Linked DNA regions of Homo sapiens: region 1 is linked to region 2. The links are chromatin contacts, found by Hi-C or POLR2A ChIA-PET in ENCODE. All regions are on one chromosome and are shown on one strand. The core of a region is the stretch at or near the end of the contact, and the rest is flanking DNA. Distances in the headings are between cores, read along the strand shown. Region 1 holds the start of SLC25A24 (solute carrier family 25 member 24). Region 2 has its middle 21 kb from the start of LINC02785.

Evidence for each region. Hi-C counts contacts between places; a loop is a spot of excess contacts on that map. ChIA-PET counts read pairs that join two places held with the same protein, here RNA polymerase II (POLR2A). Pooled maps may share reads with other maps.
Region 1: a loop to region 2 is called in a pooled map, with 4 times the contacts of the local background. The contact joins the promoter of SLC25A24 here to the enhancer-like site in region 2. A Hi-C loop is called at or near these places in 1 of 168 maps with a recorded cell type or tissue (HepG2) and 4 of 50 pooled maps. POLR2A ChIA-PET finds 5 or more read pairs at or near these places in 1 of 52 experiments (activated CD4-positive, alpha-beta T cell).

Annotation. Positions count from the first base shown.
Region 1 is chr1:108,194,999-108,201,592 of GRCh38, forward strand. SLC25A24 (solute carrier family 25 member 24) reads right to left here and starts at 5,345. Exons shown (of 10, transcript NM_013386.5): 1 at 4,958-5,345. The coding sequence starts at 5,140. RefSeq lists a silencer at 5,129-5,468 and an enhancer at 5,269-5,563.
Region 2 is chr1:108,039,964-108,047,131 of GRCh38, forward strand. No RefSeq gene overlaps it. Among named protein-coding and RNA genes, the nearest start is that of LINC02785, 21 kb to the right of the region's middle. Within about 2 kb of position 1,893, at least 4 of the 41 ENCODE cell types and tissues checked have a DNase peak (open chromatin) inside an H3K27ac peak, as active enhancers do.

The DNA of each region.
Region 1 (6,594 bases), core at 4,095-6,594, 160 kb after region 2:
TGATCCACGTTTCAGAGTTAGGCTTCAAACTTTCTCAACAAATCCTTTTGTTTTCATAAATCCTGTCAAATATAGATACCTTGGTGGACTCCATTCAATCCTTAAAAAGATAAGATTTTTGAACTCAGCAGGGTCAAAAGAAGTTAAGCAGTGTATTACAGAATGTTGTCTTGTGGAAGCTTCTTTTGTTTTTTCTGGAATACCGATAAAGAAAGTGGGCTAGGAAGATTATAAAGGTGAGTTGGGGCCTTAAACAATGGGCAATCATATACCAGGCAGAGAAGGGGGAATGAGAGAAATCTCAGGCAGAGAGAAGAAAATAAAGGGATCAATGTACATGGCTGTGGCCTAGTCAGGGAATATGGCATGTTGGGAGTTTGGAAAGGTGACAAAAGGCTTAGAATGCTACAAAGATAGAAAGGGTATTTTATACCTTACTAAAGAATTCTTCCATTTTTTTCATTCTTTCAGACACTTTATTTCTGCAGAGAAGGATAACATCAAATTTAGAATATAAATCAGGAGAGAACACAAAAGATACAGATTTTATATATTTTAGAACATTTGACAGAAATGTAGTTGGAATTCCATTGTTTTTCTTATACCATAATCTTTCTGTTGTGATGCCCTAAAATTCACCCTGTGATTTCATATCATGTCTTCTTAATATTGTGCCAGAAACCATAACATGTCTGACAATTAAAATATTAAGGAAATGGGCTGGCCATGGTAGCTCATGCCTGTAATCTTAGCACTTTCAGAGGCAGAGGCAGGCAGATCACTAGAGGCCAGGAATTCAAGACCAGCCTGACCAAAATGGCAAAATCCCATCTCTACTAGAAAATACAAAAGTTAACCAGGTGTGGTGGCATGTGCCTGTAATCTCAGCTGCTTGGGAGGCTGAGGCACAAGAATCGCTTGAATCCAGGAAGCAGAGGCTGCAGTGAGCCGAGATCGCACCACTGCACTCCAGCCTTGGTGATAGAGCAAGATTCTGTCTCCAGAAAAAAAAAAAAAAAGCAATATTAATGAAATAAAAATGAAATGAACCCTCTTTGTTAACAGAGGAATTACTTAATGGAGTGAAATCCTGATTCCACTCAATGCAATAAACATTTGCTAAGCTACTATTCTTCTATGTGACTATTTTTTCTGTGATTGTAAATGTAAAAACTTAAAGACAGAATTAAAAAAATCATAGAATGTAAGAGTTAGAATGGCCCTTAAATCAGGTTACCAGTCCACCCACTCCTCTAACATTGGGTGATCATTCAGCATACACTTCATACCCATGGGCACAGAGGTTCCTCAAGAAGTTCACCAGCTAGTAAATGGGATACCACATTTTAAAGGGTTTTTTAACATGAACTTTCATATTCTGCAACATATGACCTTGTTAAAAGCTCTGTCCAGGATGCAGGCAAGATATCTGCATTTTAAGAATAAGAAAGTAAAGCTCCAGTAAGGCTCAAACTTGACAAGGATTACACGGTCAATTTACACCAAGGACGGAACTCTCTTGTAGCTTGCTGCTTCCCTTCTTGCTCTTGATAATTGTCCTAGTCCAACTGGGCTGCTATGACAAAAATACTATTGGCTTACTTAAAAAATAAGCATTGATTTCTTGCAGTTCCAGACACTGGAAGTCCTAGATCGAAGTGCTAGGAGATTTACTGTCTAGTGAGGACCCACTTTCCGGTTCCATGGACCACTGTTTTCTCACTGTGTCCTCACATGGTGGAAGGGGCAAGGAAGGTCTTCCAGGTCACTTTTATACAAGCACTAATCCCATTCATGAAGGCTCCACAGGAAGAAAGAAGATGGGGGTAGAAGGAGGAAGACAAGAGGGAGAAGGAGGTGCGTAAAGAGAAAATAACTGAAGACTTTTAAAAGGAAATAGGATTACTAGACAAGTATAAGAGAATTAGTAATGGTTAAATACTGTATCTCCTTGTTCTCACACTACATTCTACTCTCAGTCTATACCCTTATACTACTGAGTCCTAGGAGAACTTAATGTGAATTTTCTCTAATTTTTAACTTTAATTTTTCACTAATTTCATAGTGAGGAGATTTGGAACATACAGAAAAGAAAGGTCATACCAGAAAAAAAAATGTAGCGCTTTCACTTCCAATTGGTTCTTAATTTTGTCTCAGGACTTGCCTTGAATTCTTTTCTCTTCCCTGGATAATTCTGGAACACTTAGTAATGGTTAGCTATTATATTCCTTATACCTATTTCTACATTCTACTCTTATTTCTACATTCTTTCCATCTAAAATCTAAAGAAACTTAAACAGAAATTTGTTCTCTTCTAAATGCTCAATTCATTACAAATGCTTGGAAACACGGAGATGAGATCAAATCAGATGAAAATTTATAGAGATTTTGCTTCAAGCTGAGTATTTGGCTTAGATACAAACTACTACCTTGAAACTTTCCACCGAAGAGTCACCCCACAGTTCTCATTTCTATGCTCAAGTAGCCAATGTCCTCACTCCTTGACATTACATAAACCCCTGACATGCCTCTGAAATTTTCTCCCATAAAGGTTGACTGTGTAATCCTAATTCTATCCCATGTGTGATGGTTAATTTTATGTATCAACTCGTCTGGACTAAGGGATGCCCAGATAACTGGTAAAACATGATTTCTGGGTGTGTCTGTGAGGATGTCTCTGGAGGAGGGTAGCATTTGAATCAGTAAACCAATTAAAGAAGACTGCCCTCACCAAATGGGTAGGCATAATGCAATCCTGTGGAGGATGTGAATAGAACCAAAAGGCAAAGCAAGTGCTACGTTTTGTTTGTCCCCACAAAAACTCATGTTGAAGTCTGATCCCTGATGTGGCCGTGTTGGGAGGAGGGACCTAGCAGGAGGTGTCAGGGTTACGGAGGCAGATCCCTCATGAATGGCTTGGTGTCATTCTTGCAGTAGTGAGTGAGTTCTCTCTCTCATGAGACTGAATTAGTTCCCTCAGTAATGGATCAGTTCCCTCGAGGCTGGGTTGCTATAAAGCCAGGACACCCCTCGGATTTTGCTTCTTCACACATGTCCACTTCCACTTTGACTTTCCACCATGTTGTGACACAGCAGGAAAGCCCTCCCCAGGAGTCCAGCAGATGCCAGCACCACGCTTCTTAAACTTCCCAGCCTGCGGAACTGTGAGCTAAATAAATGTCTTTTCTTTATAAATTACCCTGTCTCAGATATTCCACTATAGCAACACTAAATGGACTAAGACAGGAAATGAAAAGGAATTTCACCTGCAGAATAGGAGACTTTACAAAGACTGATACCCTGAATGAGCGAGGATGTGGAGAAGCAAGCACTGTCAGTCAAAAGAGTGAAAATGGGTCTAAGGTTTCCGAAAGGCAATACGTATCCCAGTTTAAAATGTGTGTTACCTTCAGACTCAGCAATGTCCACTCCTCAAAATTTATCTTACGAAAGTAACTGGACCAGAATGAGAAAATGAATACAAAGGACATCCATTGCAATTTCACTTACAATCGTTTTTAAACTATCAATAAAGTAAAAGGTGATTTAAAAAGAATTGGTAACATATACTATGACACAAACATATAACAGAATATGATGCAGTTACGTAAAAATGGTGATACAGCAGCAATTCTCAAGCTTTTTGATCTCAGGATCCCTTTACAATCTTAAAAATCATTGAGCACTCCAAAGAGCTTTTGTATATTGTAGGGACCATGGAGTTGTACCACTGAGATCTCCCTTCAAAGGCACCTACTGTGAGGAACACAGTTGACTTCCACTCTCTAGCCTCTAACCCTGGCATCTGCTGATGCACTGCAGCAAGGTCGTCCCTTTCCTGGGCTGCTTCCAGCCAATGATTGGACATGGTGGGGAACTCCAACTGGGCCATTTCTGGGACAATCAGCACAAAGTACCAAAAGTTGGTTCCTTCAAAGTATGAATAAAATACACAAAACTTTGGCAAGATTGAAGGGGAGAAAAGGATAGATATGAGGAATGAAATAGAGAACCTACCTACAGATTCAGTCAGAAGTGTTATAAAATCATCGGTGAGTATTATGAACCTTGGACAGAACAGGCAGTTTCAAAAAAAATTGTAACTTACTAAATCTGACTCTAGAAGAAACAGTAAACTGAAGAGGCCTATAACTACCAAAGACATTAAAAGAGAAGTGAAATATAACTATATAACAGTTGTTGGCCCTCATAGTAACCTAATCACTTTCCCTCTTTGGATAAGAGAATGCCAGTGTCAGGGAACGCTTCAACAGGGTTGGAGAAGTTCCACATATCTCCACCCTACTAAAGGGGCAGAAGTTCAGGGGCACAGTTAAGATGACTCAGAGAAAATGAAATTGCTCAGTCGCAGGTCAAGTCAACCCTTCAGATCAATTTATGTACCTAGGGCATTAACCTAGGAATGTCTTAAACAATGGAATGCCGCCATTCCTTCTCAACAGGAAGTGGGGGAAACACGCGATTGGTTTTCAAACAGTTTTCAAACAGTAGACAATACACATAGCTGCTGTAACAAAGCAGCTTCGAAAGAGATCGAATGTGTGCGCCTTTATACAAAACTTGGGACCCACTGAAGTCTGACAGCTAAAACGGATTACATGTCTGCAAGGTATTAAAACAGAAAACAAAGAACCTGGGATGGATTCAGGACAAAAGTGTCTTAAAAATTTAACAGTGCCCGTGGGCCAGAGTGTCCACAACACTCATTTTATCTGGACAAATACCAGTAGACTTTCGTATTATGACCCACTTCTGTTACCGGGGTCGCCGGTCGCGGCCCCACGCCCGAGTTTCTGAAGCCACCGGAGCGCTGGGCGCCACAGTTCCTCCTTCCTCTCCTGGCAACGCCTCAAGCCGCCGCCCTCCTCGGTCCTCGCAGTGTCCCCAGCGCCCGCAGCCCTCCCTACGCTCAGGCGGCGCCCCGGCGGCGACCCACCTCCTCGGCGTCCTGGCCCAGAGGGATGCCCAGGTTCCTGAGCCCCTCCTGCAGCTCGCCGATGTCCACCACTCCGTCCCCATTGCGGTCCAGTGCCTGGAAGAGGGTCTCGTAGCGCGTCGGCTGCTCCGCGTCCTGGCAGGCCGCGGTGGGCAGCACGAAGTCCCGCAGCCAGCGCAACATGGTCCCAGAGGCGCAGGCGGCCTGGCCGAGGAAGTCACGGGAGATCGAGGGCTGCGGGGCGAGACCGGGACCAGCGCGAGGCCGGGCTGGGCGGGGCGCGCGGCGCAACAGCGTTTGGGGCGCCGTCGGGGTTGCGGCTGCGGCGCGCAGGGCGCAGGGCGCAGGAGCGGAGACCCCACCCGAGCCCGCGCGGAGCGCAGGGTGTGGCCGTCCCGCCGCTGCTGGGGAGGAGCTCGCCGCGCTGGCCTCGGCGGCACTGGCCGGGCCCGCCTCCAGAGAGCCGGAAGTGAGGGAGCTGGGAGCTGGGTCTCGGGAGGTGCTGTGCGGACCCGGGGTCGACCTCTGCCCAGTTGCCAGTCCCGCTGTCAGCATGCGGGTCCGAGGAAGAGGCCCCCAGCAGGTCCAGGGCTGCAGCGTCAGCGCGTCGGTGGCTTGGGAGCGGGGTCTTGAAGACTGGTTACTCCACTTAAAGACCCTCTCGGGCCGGAGCCTTGGCGGTCAGCCCAGAGCTGCTTCTCTCTGCCTGGAAACTGGGCCATGGAGGGCATTGTCTCTCACGGATGTCTAATTTTTTCGTGGTTGCACACCTGGGATGGCGATTCTGCTTTAAAAAGCAGAGAGTTAAATCCTAAAGCATCTATTGGAGCAATTATAAAACAAAAAGGAGAAACTCCTGGATTTGTTGCAGAAAAGATCAACAGCCATCTGCGTGGGCAACGGGGAAAAGAAGGACTAGTTTGGTAGGCAGCTTAGCTAGGATTTGCCCGTGATTAAGCGTATAGAGTGTCTGCCAGCTGCACTTATCAGAAAAAACCACAGCGCCCTCCTCCTTCTCAAGATGGGTGCAGTTCCGAGGTTTGGAGCTTATTACTCAGGCAAGACAGAACTTATTACTGCCTAGCATGGAATAACGGAAGGAACATTGGACTTAACAGAGAAAGTACCTAATCCTTCAGGTGTGACATAGCGTCTCCGGGTAGTCTCTCATCAGTAAAATGAGAATATAAATATCTGCCTTCACAACAAAGTTGTATATTAGGTGTGAAAGGTCTTAATTCTCTAAGGCGCCAATCAAATGAGATATCATTAATTGTAATAATCCTGTTCATTCACAGCTGCGTAAGAGGAACTATTGTTGTACTGCTGTTTGCAGAAAAGAAGATACCTCTGTACTTGTAAATTAGGGTGTCTCACATCTTCTGAATCACTACACAGAAATCAGTTCCAACAACAGCCAGGAACTCAGACCCTGAACTTACCTCTCCTCATATCATTTTGTATGTTTAAGATATGTATGAATCTAGAATTTGTAAATTAAGGGCTGCCTGCTTAGTAAAATCATCTTGAAACTGATTTATCTTTTTATATTACTTCCAACTTCCAGTCTTATTAAGAATCATTGCCTTCCTTTGGAACTGCCTTCAAACTTCAAATTTTCTCTGTCCTTGAAAACC
Region 2 (7,168 bases), core at 643-3,142:
ATTTTCCAAGTTAACACTGAGTTCCAAAAGGTTTATATCAAAGTACTCCTTTTGTTGAATCTTCCTCTGTATGTCAAATTACCTGTTTACAATCCTCCGGGGGTCCCCTCTTGCCTTCATGACAAAAAACAAATTGCTTAGCTTGGTCTACAGAGAACTTACAAGCCAGCCCCTACCCAGCCCCGCCTCCCTACCGCATACACCATGCTCCACACCCACAGTGCACATTGCCCACTTTGTGTTATGCATATGCTGGGTCCTTTCCCTGGAATATAATACTTTTTCCCTCCTTTGCCTGGTAGACCTCTCTCCTTGAAGACAAAGTGTTGATATCAACTCCACCTTCAAGTCTCTCAAGCAGAACTAGATGCTGTTTCTTCAATGTTTCCACATCTTCTTGTTCACATGTGTCTAAGGTACCCATTGAATTATTTTATAATTTCTATGGCCATATCTTCTAGGATAAACAAAATTCATGTCAGAGGCTGCATCTTTTTGGTCTTTAGTAGTTCCAGGGTTAAGCTTAATGTCCGACCCTATCAGATCTTTGCCATGTTTATTAAATAATTGCTCAATGCCAATTTCACATTCACAGGAAAAAAATCCAGACATGTATACATTCTACACTAAGACAAATACAAACTAAGGTTAAGAAGAGAGTTCATATAATTAAATCCTTGTTACATGGTGCTAAAAGCCTATGTGAACAGAGATTTAACAGTAGAAAAAGCAAGTGCTTCCAAATCTGAAAATGTGAGCCTCAATTTCACTGCTTGTGGCTGTTTAAACTTGAGCAAGTGAGTCGCTGGGCCTCAGTTTCCTCATCTGTAGAATGGAATGGAATAATATCTGCCCTGTTTACCTCACAACTGGTGGTTGTGATAACATGAGATGCTGTGTGCCATAAAATAGATTATTAATGTATCATGTCCTGTCTGTCTACAGCTTGATCTTATTATCATCAGATATTAAACATTACCTAAAACACTAAAGTACAGTGAAATAAAAAGGTTTCATTCCATTCACTAAACATATGGGGCACTGGGATAGAAGAAAGAAAGAAGGGAAAAAAGTTCACCAGTTGAGCAACACTCCTTTGAATTTAACATAGCAGAGGGGTCTCAATGCAAGAAAATTTCCTATGGATTCTTGCTCTACAGAGTCATTGTGGGTTTTTTCTGTCCACCTCTCCACTCCCACCCTCCAAACATCCACCAAGCGCTGATTTCTGAAGGTGAAAGCAACAAGGAGGGCTTTATATTGTGTTTTCCTTTCCCACCTCCCTTTACATATTCTTTCTTTCCATGCTGCCCCTTTAGGAAGGCAGGGGTGGTCTGCCATTGGGCTTATCATCAGTCTCCCAAGAGCCCCGTGGTATACAATTATGCCAAGCTTCGGATTGCTTGCAGTAGAGTTGTCAGGTTACTTTCAACTCCAGGCTTTTGGCACAGGGAAGGCATTTGGCTGGACCAGGCAGGGGCTTTAACTCGCAGCCTGCTCTGCCAAGTACAGTTGATGCTTCAGGCAAGAGGAAAGGAATTTGAAGTTTACTCTGGCTCCAGAAATTCTGCTTAAGGAACATCAGCAGTTAATAAAATTTAGTCATTTTTTAAACTAAGCTTACTGCTTTTTGTGTGCTAATCTGTAATCTCCTCTTTTGGGCAATATTTCAGCCTGCTTTGACAGCCCTGTTCAGACTCCATTAATCATAGAATGTGATGACTTCCCTACTTTTCGATTTTTAAGATGCTTCAAGGGAAATCTGTCTCCCCAGACACTTGCGTACTACATTGTAAGCCATTTTTACTATGAAGAAGATTGTAAGCTCAATTACGGGCTTTACTGCGCTGATAACGAACACAGATATGAGACAAGCAGACTTGAGCTCCTGCCTCGAGGATGGTGAGCAAAGAGCCTAAGCAAAACTGAGAGGAAATGAAACACAAAGAGGAAACAGAAAGGTGAGAAAATAGAGGGTGGGAGGGCAGGCAAGTGATTCATGGGGCCACCATAAAAGGGATATGTTAAGTGACCAAAGCAAAACCTCTAGAAAGGGCTCAAATACATAAGATAGAGATCACATGGGGCTGTTCTGTCAAATATAGGGTGAGTGATGGGAAAGAAAATAACTTGTTAAGGGAAGTTTCTAAACTGAGAAAATTTTGTGAGGTTTGAATATCTGTGAGACCAGTTTCGATCTAGAACCAAGAAGTAGATCCAAGACCTCCACAAAATGTATGTCTCTTCCCTGAGGAGAATGGGTTAAAATAGCCCAGACTAGGTACAGAAATAAGGAGAAAATAGCAGTCCTGGAAGACCTAATTGGCCTATTAACTTTTTTTTTATTTTCTTTTTTCTTTCTTTCTTTCTTTCTTTTTTTTTTTTTTTTTGAGACAGGGTCTCTCTTTGTCACGCAGGTTGGAGTGCAGTGGTATGATCACTGACTGCAGGCTTGATCTCCTGGGCTCAAATGATTCTCCCACCTCAGCCTCCTGAGTAGCCAGGACTTCAGGCATGCATCACCACATCTGGCTAATTTTTGTATTTTTTGTAGAGATGGGATTTTGCCATGTTGTCCGGGCTGGTCTTGAACTGCTGAGCTCAAGCAATCTGCTTGCCTCGGCCTCCTAAAGTGCTGGGATTACAGGCATGAGCCACCAGGCCCAGTCTAAGGCCTAATAAGTTATGCTACCAAAAATAAATTATATAAGATATTGTAATTTTATCCTTATACAGTACATAGTTTCTCCCATGAGCTCTCTCCACTATGCTATTGTTTTTATCCTTCTATAGTTGGATGATGTGTGTGTTCTACCACAGAGGACACTGGAGGGTGGGGGATCTCCAAAACAAGTGAGGGGAAGCCCCCTTTTCCTTTTCCACTGGATGATGAGTTCCTGGGGCCACAGGGATTTGAACCTCTTATAGTCACTTTCAGCTCTGAGCTCTCGCTTACACTGAAATACTTGTTTTAGAGATCATGATTGATCATCACATTGTGTGGTTCAAATTCCTCATCATATTGACCTGAATATTGAATTCAGCCTTTTCTTCTGATTTTCACCATTATCAACCAACAAACCAACAAAATGAAACAATTTCTGAGGTATTTATATGAATAGAAGACCTTCTCAAAGATTGGCAATGACAAGGTACACATCACATGTAACTTAAAATTCCATGATTGATATCCCCATTCCTAAAAATATCATGGTCACTTCTCAGATGTGGACTGTAGTCTTCCACCATATTCTTTGAACTTTTCCTTCTTTTCTCTTTTTCCTACACTTCAAACTTTCTGTTGATTTCGAATGCAGAGACAGTTGATGATCTCTTCTGTTACGCTTTCTCTTACCAATCCATGCTATCAGGGGCACATCTTCTGCCACAAGAAGCAAAGTACTGCCTTGCTATATGGAAGCTCAGATCACATACATAAGCCATTCCACATTTCCAGTGACAATTTCATTTCAAATCTCACTGACGGGCTATTTATTTGGTGACTACTGTGTACTGTGTGAACATGTACATCGATGTTCATATAAAATTCCTTATAATCAAAAAACTAGAAAACCTTATACTTCAGCCAGAGGGAAATAGGTAAATTCATTATGCTTTAGTCACTCAATGGAAAATTATATTCAGTAGGGATCACAAACTTTAACTCACTTTACAACTCGTATGTACAAATAACTCTAATGGCTTCATTCAGCCTCTCAATCCTCTAGTCTTACTATACTGACTAGTGGGGAAAAGATTAACTTACTCTTCGATCGATTTAAAGATTAGTCTGCAATCATAATTTAGGTAATATTCAGTCTTCTTAAATAAAAGTGTTAAATCTCTCACATAGTTCCCCTTCCCCTGCTTTTGTCATTAGAACGGCAGTGCGGTATATCAGGACATCCCGCATGACTTTTTGGCAGCAAAAAAGAGGAAGTGCTCGCAAGCATGGTAATGGCCTCCTCCTCTGGTCTCTGGAGTAAACCCCAAACTGCTCTGTCTTGCTAGCATCCACTGATGCAGGATACCACTACTTTAGCTCAATCTCATCTCTTGGCTCGGTGATCCTGAGCCTCCTTGACTAAATAGGCCTCGAGGCTTTGACTCAGCTTCTGATGGCCAACTACCCCTATGCAGTTGCCACAGACCCCATTCAGCCCTGGCCTACAGCCTGCCCATGGCTTTGCTGCCAAATTACCTTGACCCACCATTACAAACCCTATTACAGACTTGACGGCTTTTAACTCAGTATGAACACCTTAGGAATGGAGGGGTGTCTAGAAAATGACAACCAGACCTTTTTCTGGGTCTCATAGGACCACTCAGCTTCCCCTTCCTAATCACTAGGCTGCCCCACTGTGCACAGAAGTGTCCTCCCAGGGTTCCCAAATGAGAGTTGGAGGTGGGGAGTAAAAGCTTCCTGGAGGCTGTTTGCTCCCTCAACTTGTAAAATGCACAGTAAATTGGGGCCTACATTTAATTCTTTCACTTTCTTCCTTTCCCTCTCCTCTCTGTCCCACTTCCTCTGAGACAGAGAGTGAGTTTTTATTTTGCTTCCTTTTGTCATATACATACCCCTGCACCTGCTGAGCAACAGTCTCCATGCTTTGCTGTTAAAGACGGAATGAGCATCTTCTCTACACCAAAGAGAACTCTATGGTGGAGGTCATCCAGGCTTGGCTGTAATATGCAAGAGAGGGCAGTAGCCAAAGGAACGTAGCAAAGCCTTTCTCCTGCAGCTGGGATCCTATTTACATGTCAGAAACTAAATATTATCTCAGTCTTTCTCTTGATGTTACTCTCATGCCAAGCAGGAGGATAGAGCACTATATTTAGAGGCTACTAAATATCCATGTAGTCTCCCAATACGGAATAGAAAACTTTTGAACTCTTAAATTATCTTTGTCTGCATATTTATCTTCAACAACTGCTTAGCAAGCTAAAAAATCCTCAGAAGAAAAAAAAATCCATTTGAAGGGCTTGAAAAATACAACCTTTGAGTAAGAGGAAACTTTCTGCAGTCTATAAAGTCAAATCTCAGAATGGCAGTCCCTTTAACATGTGGTCTTCTATTCTTTATGTAAATGCCACCAAAACTCACTCCTTCACAAGACAACCCACCTTGTCTAGGGACAGCTCATGTTATCGGAAAGACCTTTCCTCTATTAGGGAGAAACCAACTGAGTTTTTTCCTCTACCTGGAATATCCACCTCCTCTGGTGTCCCCTCTCAGAATTCTACCTGTTTTTCCGGACGCATGTGAAATGCCACCACTTTAGTATGTCATGTCCCCAGTCACAGTGCACCTTAGGTTTATCACTGACAATCTCCCCCACCAGACCCCAGGCCCAGGAAGGCAGACCTCTCCCTTCTTCATTGAAGTTCCTCTTGTAATGAGCACATAGTAGGTGTTCAACTTTTGTTGCAATGAATGAGCTCCCTGTGTTCCAACTGCCTTCTGGGCCCTGGAATCATTTCTTAAGCAAACGGCTCAGCAATGGCAAAAAAGCAGGTAGCTGTAAGGCAGTGAGACATACCAATGGCAAAGATAAAGGGCATATGACAGACAGGAAAAGGGTGACACAGTTCTGTTCCTTGTAAAGTTAGGCGGCTCACTATGCATCTCTAAGCATGCAGGGCAAATGGAATGCTTTGCGACGGCAGCCTGCACACCGTGTGCTGTATTTAATGTTCTTCAGCTGTGTGACAGGACTGACAAAACTGATCCCACCTTCATCCTTATCTAATCATTTTATGGGGCATTAAGCTGCCTTTGCCTGAACGGTTACCAGCTGCAACAACACTCCAGGAAAGGACACAACCCTGCTTATGATAAAGCACATTACACTCATGGAACCCGTCTCTATGAATCTCCGATTCACAGTTTATATAATTTACCCTAGGCTCATCCTCCACCTTCCCTTTGGGGCGTGGACCTACACTCATTCAGCTGTAGGCAGTTGCCTATTGAAGGTGCCGTGCTGCACTAACACATTGTTAGGGTTTTAAAGTTGGTGAGACTTTTCCCTGTGGCAACACAACTTTCCCAGCCTCTAGGTTAAATGCAGACAGCTTACTGAGTGACTTTAAAGCTAAGTATCCCTGCTTTGTAAACTTCAATGACCACAGTTTTTATTATAAACAGTGGTTACCTTGATTGTGGGGTCAGCCTCCCTGTGGAAAGACACAGAACCCTCTGGTCACCTGAAGGCATTTCAAACATGTTTTTGCTTGAAAGGATCATCGCTGCGTGCCTGTCTTCATTCCTGCTCTCTTCTCCATGTGCTTTGCCTTGCTGCTGGTATGTGTTCATTCTGCAGCTGCTGGCAGCTGCAACTCAGGGCAGTAGGATTCCAGCAGGTGAGGAATGTATATTATGCAAGCCATGGCAACTAGAAACACCAACATCTCCTGCAACCCCTGAAAATGAATGGCACAGCTCTGCAACAAAGTCCATGTATTAGAACTTGCCTGTGTCCTAGGAGTGAGCTATTAGCCCTGACAGAGAAACAGACAGGGAGTGTGGTGAGGTGGGACCTGGAGCCAGCCTGAGTTTGGATCCTGGTTTGACCTGGAGTGAGTTATGGAAGCTCTCTGTTGTCTCAGTTTCCTCATCTGCAAAATGAAGGAAATATCTCAAAAGCTAGTTATGGAGACTAAATGAGTTAACGCAAATAAAGTACTTAGAATTGTGACTGGCACAGAATATGCCTTCAGGACACATGAGCTTGTCTGGAAGATGATCGCATCTGTACCCAAGTATTTAGTTATTATGGATAAGCCCATGATGTACAAAGTTCTAACTGCAGGGAAGACCTCTCCTAATGGAACATCTCCCCTTGGGTATCTCTAAAGCTCCTCAACCTCAGCATGTCCAACACCAAATTCATGATTGTCCCTTTCCAATCCAGGTCCTCTCCAATGCTCTTTTCCTCTAAGAACAGCACAACTATTCACCCTGGATAGCCTTCTCCTTCACCCTCAGCCTCCACATTCCCTACTTCGAGCTACCATCCAGGCTCCAACCAATGCCACAGCCAGCCCTTCCCACCTGGTCTCCCTCATCCTCTCACCCCTCTCCAATCTGTTCTCCATGCAGTGGCCAGAGTGGTGATCTGCTAAGTCACAGTGACAGTGTATCTCCTGTCACCAATACATACACACA